2 separate regions of the Homo sapiens genome follow, and region 1 is linked to region 2. Evidence: read pairs that join two places in POLR2A ChIA-PET (ENCODE). Cell type or tissue: IMR-90. All regions are shown on one strand. Each heading gives the region's core, and the rest is flanking DNA. Links, peaks and the distances in the headings are about the cores only.

The links. Peaks named below come from ENCODE experiments on the same cell type or tissue, not always from the same donor. Only the 100,000 strongest peaks of a DNase experiment are listed, where the experiment ranks them.
Region 1: POLR2A ChIA-PET joins it to region 2 with 15 read pairs; 4 of 35 experiments call an interaction of 5 or more read pairs at or near these places.

The regions. Positions count from the first base shown.
Region 1 is chr5:150,747,829-150,753,276 of GRCh38, forward strand. The region is part of intron 3 of DCTN4 (dynactin subunit 4); the gene reads right to left. Among named protein-coding and RNA genes, the nearest start is that of DCTN4, 8.5 kb to the right of the region's middle. In IMR-90, for the core only: no CTCF peak of the experiment used is centred there; no DNase peak of the experiment used is centred there; H3K27ac peaks cover 202 bases.
Region 2 is chr5:150,569,511-150,575,460 of GRCh38, forward strand. No RefSeq gene overlaps it. Among named protein-coding and RNA genes, the nearest start is that of NDST1, 64 kb to the left of the region's middle. RefSeq lists an enhancer at 4,384-5,370. In IMR-90, for the core only: a CTCF peak has its summit at 4,966 (motif pointing left); no DNase peak of the experiment used is centred there; H3K27ac peaks cover 242 bases.

The DNA of each region.
Region 1 (5,448 bases), core at 449-5,448, 180 kb after region 2:
TAAAAACCCTAGAAGAAAACCTAGGCATTACCATTCAGGACATAGGCATGGGCAAGGACTTCATGTCTAAAACACCAAAAGCAATGGCAACAAAAGCCAAAATTGACAAATGGGATCTAATTAAACTAAAGAGCTTCTGCACAGCAAAAGAAACTACCATCAGAGTGAACAGGCAACCTACAAAATGGGAGAAAATTTTCGCAACCTACTCATCTGACAAAGGGCTAAGATCCAGAATCTACAATGAACTCAAACAAATTTACAAGAAAAAAACAACCTCATCAAAAAGTGGGCAAAGGATATCAACAGACACTTCTCAAAAGAAGACATTTATGCAGCCAAAAGACACATGAAAAAATGCTCATCATCACTGGCCATCAGAGAAATGCAAATCAAAACCACAATGAGATACCATCTCACACCAGTTAGAATGGCAATCATTAAAAAGTCAGGAAACAACAGGTGCTGGAGAGGATGTGGAGAAATAGGAACACTTTTACACTGTTGGTGGGACTGTAAACTAGTTCAACCGTTGTGGAAGTCAGTGTGGCGATTCCTCAGGGATCTAGAACTAGAAATACTATTTGACCCAGCCATCCCATTACTGGGTATATACCCAAAGAACTATAAATCATGCTGCTATAAAGACACATGCACACATATGTTTATTGCGGCACTATTCACAATAGCAAAGACTTGGAACCAACCCAAATGTCCAACAATGATAGACTGGATTAAGAAAATGTGGCACATATACACCATGGAATACTATGCAGCCACAAAAAATGATGAGTTCATGTCCTTTGTAGGGACATGGATGATATTGGAAATCATCATTCTCAGTAAACTATCACAAGGACAAAAAACCAAACACCGCATGTTCTCACTCATAGATGGGAATTGAACAATGAGAACACATGGACACAGGAAGGGGAACATCACACTCTGGGGACTGTTGTGGGGTGGGGGGAGGGGGGAGGGATAGCATTAGGAGATATACCTAATGCTAAATGACGAGTTAATGGGTGCAGCACACCAGCATGGCACATGTATACATATGTAACTAACCTGCACATTGTGCACATGTACCCTAAAACTTAAAGTATAATAATAAGAAAAAAAAAGAAAAAAAGAAAAGAGCAAGACTTAAATGTAAGTGTTAAAACTACAGCACTTCTAGAAGAAAACATGGGTAGATCTTAGTGACACTGGGTTAGGCTAAAGTTTTTTTAATAGGACACAAAAAACACAAACTATAAAATAAAAAAATTGGTAAATTAGACTTCACTGAAATTAGAAACTTGAGTTCTTCAACACACACTGCTGAGAAAAGGAAAAGGCAAGGCACAGACTGGGAGTAAATATTTGCAAAACATATATTCAACAATGGACTTGTATCCAGAATATAGAACTCTTATAACTCAGTTTAAAAAACCAAATCAAAACAAACCAACAACAACAAAACCCAGTTAAAAAGTAGGGAAAAGATTTGTACAGACAGTTCACCAAAGATATATGGCTGGTAAACAAACACAATGAGAAAATGCAAATTAAAACCACAGTGAAGTACTGCTGTACATGTGCTAGAATGGCTAAAATGGGTAAGACTGACAATATGGCAAGGGTTGTCAAGGGATTGGAACTCTCCTAATTTGCTGGGGAGGATCCAAAATTGTTCAGTCACTTTGGAAAACAGTTGGGCATTGGCCAGGTGCAGTGGTTCATGCTTTTAATCCCAGCACTTTGGGAGGCTGAGGCAGGAGAACTGCTAGAGTCCAGGAGTTGGAGACCAGCCTGGGTAACATGGAGAAACCCCATCTCTACTTTAAAAAATAAAAAAAAATAAAAATAGTTTGGCAGCTTCTAGACAAATTAAACATACACTTATCCTATGACCTAATAATTTCACTCTTTGGCACTTAAGAAAAATGAAAACATATATTCACACAAAGAGTTATAGGCAAATGTTCATAGCACCTTTATTCACATAAGCCAAAACCCAAAAACAATCCAAATGTTCAAGTGGAGAATGAATAAACAAACATGTTCATACAACAGAATACTACTCAACAATAAGAAGAAATAATATAAAGAAGAAACACAGATGAACCTCAATAGCATTATGCTAAATAAAAGAAGACAGACAGGAAAGACTGTAATGTAAGACTCCAATTACATACACTTCTAGAAAAGGCAAAATTCTAGTGATAGAAAGCATATCAGTCTAGTCAGGGGCCGGGAGGTTGGGGGAAGAAACTGACTGCAATGGGGCATGAGGATTCTCTAGGGGGACAGAAATGTTGTGTATCATGATTATGGTGGTGGCTATGTGATTACACACTTGTCAAACATCACAGAATTCTACACTTAAAATTGGTAAGCTTTATTATATATAAATTATATATTGGTAAAGCTAGCCAAATAAAGGGAAAAATAAAAGTATAATGAGATACCATTTCACAACCATCAGTCTGGAAAAATTTTAGAGTCCAAAAGTACTAAGAGCTGACAAGGAACTGGAGCTACAGGTAGTTTACTCTTACATATTACTACTAGGAGCAAAGACTGCTAAATCATTTTGGAGTGCTAAGGATGTACACAACTTATGACTGGCAATTTTACTTCTAGTTATATAGAAAAGTCCTTACACTTGTGCCTTAGGAAACACATACAAGATTGCTTCCAGCAGCTATATTTTTTCAAAAGCAAAGAAAATGAAAACAACCTAAATGTTCATTAAGAGAAGACGGAATAAGTAAACTGTGGTGAGTCATACAGGAATCAACTGTGTATCAGAAACATAATGCTGATAGAGTAAAGTTGTAGCAGGATATATACAGTATGTTTTCATTTGCTTAAAAGTGAAAAATGTTATTTGTTTGTGGCTGCATACATATGTGGAGAAGTATAAAGACATGTATGGATGCTAATAAACACTGAATTCAGGATTGTGATTATTATCTCTAGCGGGCAGAGAGGAAGATAAAGTAGGGGGAGGGCTTAAACTGTTTTGGCTGTTTCATTTCTTAAACTGGGTGATAAGTACATGAATATACATATTTCATATAAAATCACTTTTTTCAAAACAAAAAGGACGCAATTACCTTGCTGAAGGTGACATTGTATCCTCTTGCAAGAAATGGCAGAAATAACACTTTAGTATAATATTATTTTAGAAGTTGCCTCACTTAAGGCAATCATGAAAAATAATTATGTGAAAGAAATGTTTCAGCTGTAATATTTTTAAACGTCTGAATATTTTATCTAATTGCTTCTTTTGAACTGGTAATTTATTCTAAGTAGCAATTTGGGAGACATAATAATCTCATTGTAAGTTTTTCTCCGTACATTACAGACAAGTACTTATAAATAAACAAATAGTTCTAACTTAAGTGGTTTCAGGGCTTCTGAGATACCAATGACATCAAGGAGGAAATGAAATTATCTGTACGCTTTAAGAGCTCCTGGTATTCAATTATCCCTGTTGAGATACCCTAGAGGAGATACAGTTCTAGAAGCCAGCATAAGTTTATAGTTCTGAAATATAAATTCTCCAATCTTCATGACTCATAAACCAAAAAGCATAAAACACTCACTAACAGAGTAACAAACTGAGAAATCTACTTGGATTTCCGGGCTGTTTCTTTTACTTGATAAAAAGACACAAAATACAAACATGAAAAAACAATACTTTAGTTCACTGAGGCCTACATTATGCCACTTTGAGGTTGCTTTTTAACATTTAACTTACTTTCTTTAACTTATCTCCTATACTGACACTAAAACATATACACATAAATACTTACTGGCAATTTTCAAAGATGTTACAGAATCTTTCTATTTTCAGTCACACTTCAGGTAAATAGCTACCCACCAATGAGCATTTTTAAGGAACTAAGATATACTTATTTAACTTTCTGTTTTTGAAAAGAGTATGTATTTTATCAACTCAATGTACAAAGTCAGAAAAACCATCAACAGCTCAAAGCATTCTAAACCAAAGAGCAAATTCAATAGAATCAAGGATTAAATTTTTAAGAACATAGTTGAATCTAAAGAACTTCACCCATATTTACTTCCAAATTGTGTAAGAATCTATAGAAAGGTTTTAGCCAGTCTGCTTCATTTTAGTTATGTCAAATGACATATAATGAATTTGTTATGAGCTTCCTCATTTATTAGTCAATAAGCTGTACTTTTTATGAAAATCCCAAAATGAGAATTTTTACAAGTTTAAAATGTTTTTAGAAAATTAAACAATGAAACCTCAGAAAAAAAAATACGGAGTTAGTGATGCTACTACTTATATAAAGCATAAATAGCAACTCAAGATTTTATTAATTTTTTTTAAACTTTGGATCACTTAAATCAAAAGCAACTCAAGATTTTGAACTGACTGTACAGAGAATGTTTCCACTCTATGATGTTAACCATGAAATACAGAATTTGCAAAAATAAAGTTTCGTGATAAAATTAAGTGTAATCTGTTCTAAAACACTCAAACACTCAAATGATGGAGGTATATAATGCCTTAGGTGGTCTTAAATCCAAACATACCAATTTTTCTCTTTCACTGATAAACATTTTATATATATACGTAAAAGTTTTTGAGCACATGTTTGAATGCTCCAGGACAGACATTTGGACATTGAATTACTGGGCAGAAGGATATAAGCAATTTAAAATTTTAATAAATGTTTTAAAATTGGTCTCCAAGATAGACTACCATAGTGTATGAGAGAACTATTCTCCTATGTTCTAGCCAACACTTGATACAACCAGATTAAACATGTTGTACCAAATAGAAGGAAGCTTTAATTTGCATTTACATGACTACTAGGGAAGTCGAATACATCTTTTTGCATATTCATTGACCATTTTTATTTCTACTATGAGAATTGCTGCTCATATCCTTTGCCTGTTTTTCTACTAAGTCTTTTTCTTATTGACTTATAAGCGTTCCTCATTTCTGAGTATTCATCTTTAGCCTGTTATATAAGACCCAACTATTTTTCTTAGTTTGTCATTTTTATCTTTAAAGATTTTTTTTTTTTTTGAGACAGAGTCTTGCTCTGTCACCCAGGCTGGAGTGCAGAGGCCCGATCTCGGCTCACCGCAAGCTCTGCCTCCCAGGTTCACGCCATTCTCCTGCCTCAGCCTCCCGAGTAGCTGGGACTACAGGTGCCCCCACCACGCCCAGCTAATTTTTGTATTTTTTAGTAGAGACGGGGTTTCACTGTGTTAGCCAGGATGGTCTCGATCTCCTGACCTTGTGATCTGCCCGCCTCAACCTCCCAAAGTGCTGGGATTACAGGCGTGAGCCACCGTGCCCGGCCTTATCTTTTAGTTTTATCCATGATGTCTTAACATGAATGTTTATTTTTCATGAAGAGCATTAATATTTTGATTCCAAGAAAGTACCAGATTTATAAAAGCTATTTTATCAAG
Region 2 (5,950 bases), core at 502-5,501:
ACTGGGAGCTCTGGGCCAGAGGTTCCCAAACACCCACCTGTAACAGACTTCTAGCCTCAGACTCCACCAGGCAATTAGTAAAAATTGAAATATTCAGACACTACTGTCCTAGATTCTGATTCAGGAGCCCTGGGAAGGGCCCAAGAGTCTGTATTTTACCAAGTTCCCCAGTAGTCCTGTTATGTAACCAGGTTTGGGAGCTTCTGGGGCTGGCAAATCTTAGTCACTTCAGTCCAGTGTGCTTTCTCCCTGCCCTCTCCTGTGCCAGAATATTTGTTTCTAGGGTGGAAGATGGACATGGATCCCTTCCCTGGATGACCCTCAACAGCCCTATAAATCCCCTCACACTCATTTCCCTCCCTTCTCCTCCATTAGAACCTTTTTGGAGGCTCATTCCTTTTGCCTGTCGAATTCATAGGCTTTAAGTCTCCCTTCTCCCAGGAGGTCTTCCTGGCTTGCCTCCACATACTCTCTGATCACAGATATCCAGAGATGGTCATTAAACATTTAGAAACATAACATTAAAGAGGCTGATATAAAACATATAATATGTATGGGTTATGGTACAGATAATTTAGTTACAACATTTGTTTATGTTATCGCATAGTATATATTTTTATTATATTACAGACAGATACATTATAGGCATTTAGGCCTAGTGCATAGATTTATGGGTGGGTCATGATGTAGTAGAGCTGAGAAAGCCCATCTAGTCTGTTACTTCTTTTCTTCCCCATTTTCAGATAGGTAAATTGAGGCCCAGGTGCATAGGTAATGGGGCTCAGGTGCCTGAGAATCCTTGGCCCCCAGACTCCTGCTCACTTGCATGTAATCTCACTTAGGTTTGTGCAGACCCTCCACCCTCCAGTTCTCTAACTAGTGGTGCCCACCCGGCTCCTGGCAGCTCATGGCCTAAGGAGGACAGGCAAAGGGCAATTCCCAGCCCCCATCTGCCCCCCAGTGTGGCCAGGGCCCATCTGCACAGCTGGAGTTGGTTACCCAGCTGTTTATGGGTCTCTGCCTCTGGTGTTTATAGTTCCGCCTTTGGGTCTGCTTTGCATCCCCACTAATGAGAACAATGCCCCAGGAGGCGGCGGCGGGTGGTTGGGGGACCACTGGACGCTGAGCAGTGGGCTGGGCCTGTGTCCTGGCTTCTGCCTTGCCTGGTTCTAACGAGGATTTCAGGCCCTTTACAAGGACACAGGAAGGACAGCAAGGTGGCCCATACGGAAACAGACACGCCTAGGTGAGGAGCGAGGAGGCGAGAAGGCTAAGAATGAGTTTGCCGTGACTTAGGCACTCAAGGCAGGGGAGAGTTGGGGCCAAATCTTTCCTTTTAAGAAAATGCATTTTTTTCTTTCATCACAAGAGTTATAAATCTCTATTGTGGAAACTTTAGAACATACAGACACATAAGAAGAAAATCTAAATGTCTGTATCCCACCACCCTGGATAATCATGTTTCACATTTTAGGACATTTCCTTTCTGTCTGATATATAAAGTTGTTTTTGCAGAAAGGAGAATATGCATACACTGTATTTTACAAACCTCCTTTATTTTTATTTTTATTTTTTGAGACAGAGTCTTGCTCTGTCACCCAGGCTGGAGTGTAGCGTTGCAATCTTGGCTTACTGCAACCTCCACCTCCTGAGTTCAAGTGGTTAGATTCTCATGCCTCAGCCTCCCACGTAGTTGGGACTACAGGTGTGTGGCACCATGCCTGGCTAATTTTTCTATTTTTAGTAAAGAGGGGGCTTCACAGCCGGGCACAATGGCTCCTGCCTGTAATCCCAGCACTTTGGGAGGCTGAGGTGGGCGGATCACAAGGTCAGGAGTTTGAGACCAGCCTGGCCAACATAGTGAAACCCCTTCTCTACTAAAAATATAAAAAATTAGCCGAGCATGGTGGCGGGCACCTGTAATCCCAGCTACTCAGGAGGCTGAGGCAGGAGAATCACTCAAACCTGAAAGGTGGAGGTTGCAGTGAGCCAGGATTGCGCCATTACACTCCAACCCGGGCAACAGTGCAAGACTCCATCTCGAAAAAAAAAAAAAGAAAAGAAAAAGAAAAAGAGGGGTTTCACCATGTTGACCAGGCTCATCTTGAACTCCTGGCCTCAAGTGATCCACCCGCCTTGGCCTTCCAAAATGCAGGGATTATAGGCATAAGCCACCACGCCCAGCCTACAAACTCTTTTAAATCATAATAAATTGTCAACATATTTATATGTTATTAAATATTTCTCTACTACATCAAATTATGTTATTTCTATTTTGATTATAATACAAGATTATTGTGAAAGAATTGCAATCATTAGTGAAGTGCACAAAATTTAAGGCTCAAATGTCCCCCTCTTTCCTGTCCCCCAGTAATACTTCTAACCCTTTGGTGGAAATCTCTCAGATATTCTCCTATGTACATGACAAACTGGTGTACATGGTAGAGCTGTGTCATAGTTTATTTAAATAATTCTGTCACAGTGGGCATTGAGGTTAGGTACACAGCTGTTTGAAGCCCACAGGCAGCCAGTGTGACCAGCAAAGCCTCCTGGTTCCAAGAGCAGATCATAGTTTCTCCCAGGAAATCTCACTAGGGCAGCATAATAAGCAATGTCCTTAACAACATGCTGGCTATTAACACAGGAATGAGTTCCATTGGGCTGTTTCCTTGTAAGGTCATGTTTGCTTTTACTTTTTAAGTTAATACAATTAATAACATTCATCGCAGAAAAATTTAAAAATACAAATAGGCGCTGGGCGCGGTGGCTCACACCTGTAATCCCAGCACTTTGGGAGGCCGAGGCGGGTGGATCACGAGGTCAGGAGATGAGAACATCCTGGCTAACATGGTGAAACACTGTCTCTACTAAAAATACAAAAAATTAGCCGGGCATGGTGGCGGGCGCCTGTAGTCCCAGCTACTCAGGAGGCTGAGGCAGGAGAATGGCGTGAACCCAAGAGGCGGAGCTTGCAGTGAGCCGAGATTGCGCCACTGCACTCCAGCCTGGGTGACAGAGCGAGACTCCGTCTCAAAAAAAAAAAAAAAAAAATACAAATAGGCAAATGTAAGAAAATGAAAATCACCCATAATATGGAATTAAGCCCATACGTGATGTTTATAATGTCTGTTGCATGCTTAGTCTGTATGTCTGTCGCAGGCCACACACAGTGTGCTAAGTGGCTAGTATGTCTGTATGTACAATATTTTTTTTTTTTTTTTTTTGAGACGGAGTCTCGCTCTGTCGCCCAGGCTGGAGTGCAGTGGCGCAATCTCGGCTCACTGCAAGCTCCGCTTCCCGGGTTCACGCCATTCTCCTGCCTCAGCCTCCCGAGTAGCTGGGACTACAGGCGCCCGCCACCGCGCCCGGCTAATTTTTTGTATTTTTAGTAGAGACGGGGTTTCACCTTGTTAGCCAGGATGGTCTCGATCTCCTGACCTCATGATCCACCCGCCTCGGCCTCCCAAAGTGCTAGGATTACAGGCGTGAGCCACCGCGCCCGGCCTGTATGTACAATATTATCCCAATTGTACAGATGGCCACCTCTAGCTTTTTAGGTTTGGTGAATGGCCCAAAGTCTTTTGGCTGCAAGGGGGCAGAGGCTGCCGGAGGACCCGGGCCTCCAGCTTCCAAGTCTGCACCCTGAAGCACCCCTCATTCTACACCCCTCAGTTTCGTTCACTGAACTGCCTGGAGGTTTTCCTCTTCCAACATAAGATGTTATAATCTGCTTTTTTCACTTACAGATAAATTGTGACCATCTCTCGGTGTTGTTAAATAACCCTCTTTATGGAATTCCATTTTATGGATGTATCGCACTTTATTTAATTGTTGAATATGTGGGTTATTCTAGATATTTTTTAGTATCATAAACAAAGCTATGCGGAACATTTTTGTGGCTTAACCTTTGAGCGTGTTTATAGTTATTTCCACAGGGCTGTTTCCCTAATGGCCCTCGCTGACCCATCATACCAAAGGACAGGGGGGTCAGGGAGACCCTGGGTGGGGGGAGCACCCAATAAGCTGTGCTCACCTGGTTCTTAGCTGGGCCAAGTCAGCTTGAGGGGGACATCCTAATCTATGTAGAAGACAGCAGGATGCCTTATTCTTTAAACAGTCCTCTAGAAATGGTCTCAGCTGAGTTCAGAGAACCACTGAAAGGCTGGGAGCATAGCTTGATAAGTGACACCCATGTGGGCATGTGAGTGCAGCCCCCGCGGCTCTGCAGATAGTTGAATTTGAAGAGGAACGAGAGAAAACCAGTCTGCAAAGGTGATGTCCCCATCTCCAACAGAGGAAAGAGGATGCAGTCCTTCCTCTGCAGAAATGGATTCTGAAATTGGAGCAACTCCCAGAGGTCCCAGAGCTCTGCTCCCAGAAGTGCTCCAGGGGCTGTTCTAGGGGGTGGGTGGGGAACGGAGGGGCTTCACACAGTCATCCTAGTGCATGGGGCTCGGACCACAAGTTAGCCAGGGTGGAAAAGGAGAGGGTCCCAGGCAGGGGGAAAGATGAGCACGGCCTGGAGATGAGAGACAGAGCCAGCGCCGCGGAGGAGCTGAAAGCCTTAGTCTGCAGGGTGGAGGTTAGGGGCAGGGGTGCAGCAGGGGTTACAGGAGTCTGTACTTTACCCCACATGACAGGACCGCCATGATGGCTCAGTGAGGAGAGGCGTGACAAGGTTAGGGCCCTCCCTTGATGTTTTCTCACTCCCTCCCATAATTTCTCAGACACCCAGGAGCCAGGCTTGGTGGGTGCTGGGAGAGTGGCAGGGAGGAGGACACGGGTCCTGGGCCCTTGGGATGGGGCCTTCGGAGGCTCTGTGGGAGGGAAGGGAGGCTGAGCAGGGTTGCCAGTGAGGGAGACAGCTCCGTCCACTGAAGGCCCGAGGAGAAGGCACTCTCTGCTCCCCCAGGCAGGCTGCCCAGTGCCACCCACCCCTGTGGGAAATGGTGCTCCCTCTACAGGACACAGGGTGGGTGGAGTTGAGGCAACAGCAGGAGCTGTTCCATCTGCAGCGTCGCATCCCAGTTCTGCCTCTCCCTGGCTGTGTGGCCGTGGCCTGGTTGCCTACCCTTTCTGAGTCATAGTTTTGTTCTACATAAATGAAAACAATCATAAAAGGAGGATTAGATGAGATTATGCATGAAACACCCAGGTGCAGCACCTAGTAACTGCTCAATAAACATTAATTAGTACTGTCTGAAGCTTTGCCTGCCACAGAAGGAGGCGAGGTGGGCCCTTCGAGGAGCTGAGGTCTGCCCCTCCAGCTCTCTTTGTGAGGCCCTTTGAAAGGTAGAGGGAGCAGCGGAGGCCCAGGCCCTGAAACTGCGGAAACCAGAGTCAGCTGTAGATGCCACCTCTAGCCTCTTTGGAGGTCAGCCACCTTGCTCCAAGGTGAGTTCTCTCCACTCTTCTATTAAATCAAATTGTGAGTCCCCTGCCCCTGGCCCTGGGCTGGCCTCTAGGTACAGAGTGCATACTATGTGTCAGGCCCACACTATGCACCAAGCACCCTCAGATGAAATCCTCCCAGCCCCCCGTAAGGGGCTCCGGTTATACGCAGAGTTGGGCCCAGGCTTAGAGAGGTTCCGTGAGTTGCCCGGACGCAGACTGTGGGTGGCAGAGCCAGACCCCCTGCTCTCTGTCTGGCCACAGACCCTGGCTCATGACTGCTGTGCTGGGCCGTCCCTGCCTGTCCCCCTGACCCCCACATGGGGTCCCCTCACACTCCTCCCTCCCTGAGGCTGCCCCACCTGGCCCATCCTGGCCCTGCCATGGAGGTGAGCCCTGCGGCGCTCTCACAAGGCGCCATTCATCCAGGCAGGCTGCTGATTAAAACCATGTGTGGTGTGGCCAGCCAAGGTGGCGGCAGCTCCGGAAGCCAGGCCTGGCCCGGGGCTTGTGGGCCTTGAGAGGGTTGGGGGAGGGATCTGGCTGACCCACAGGCCTG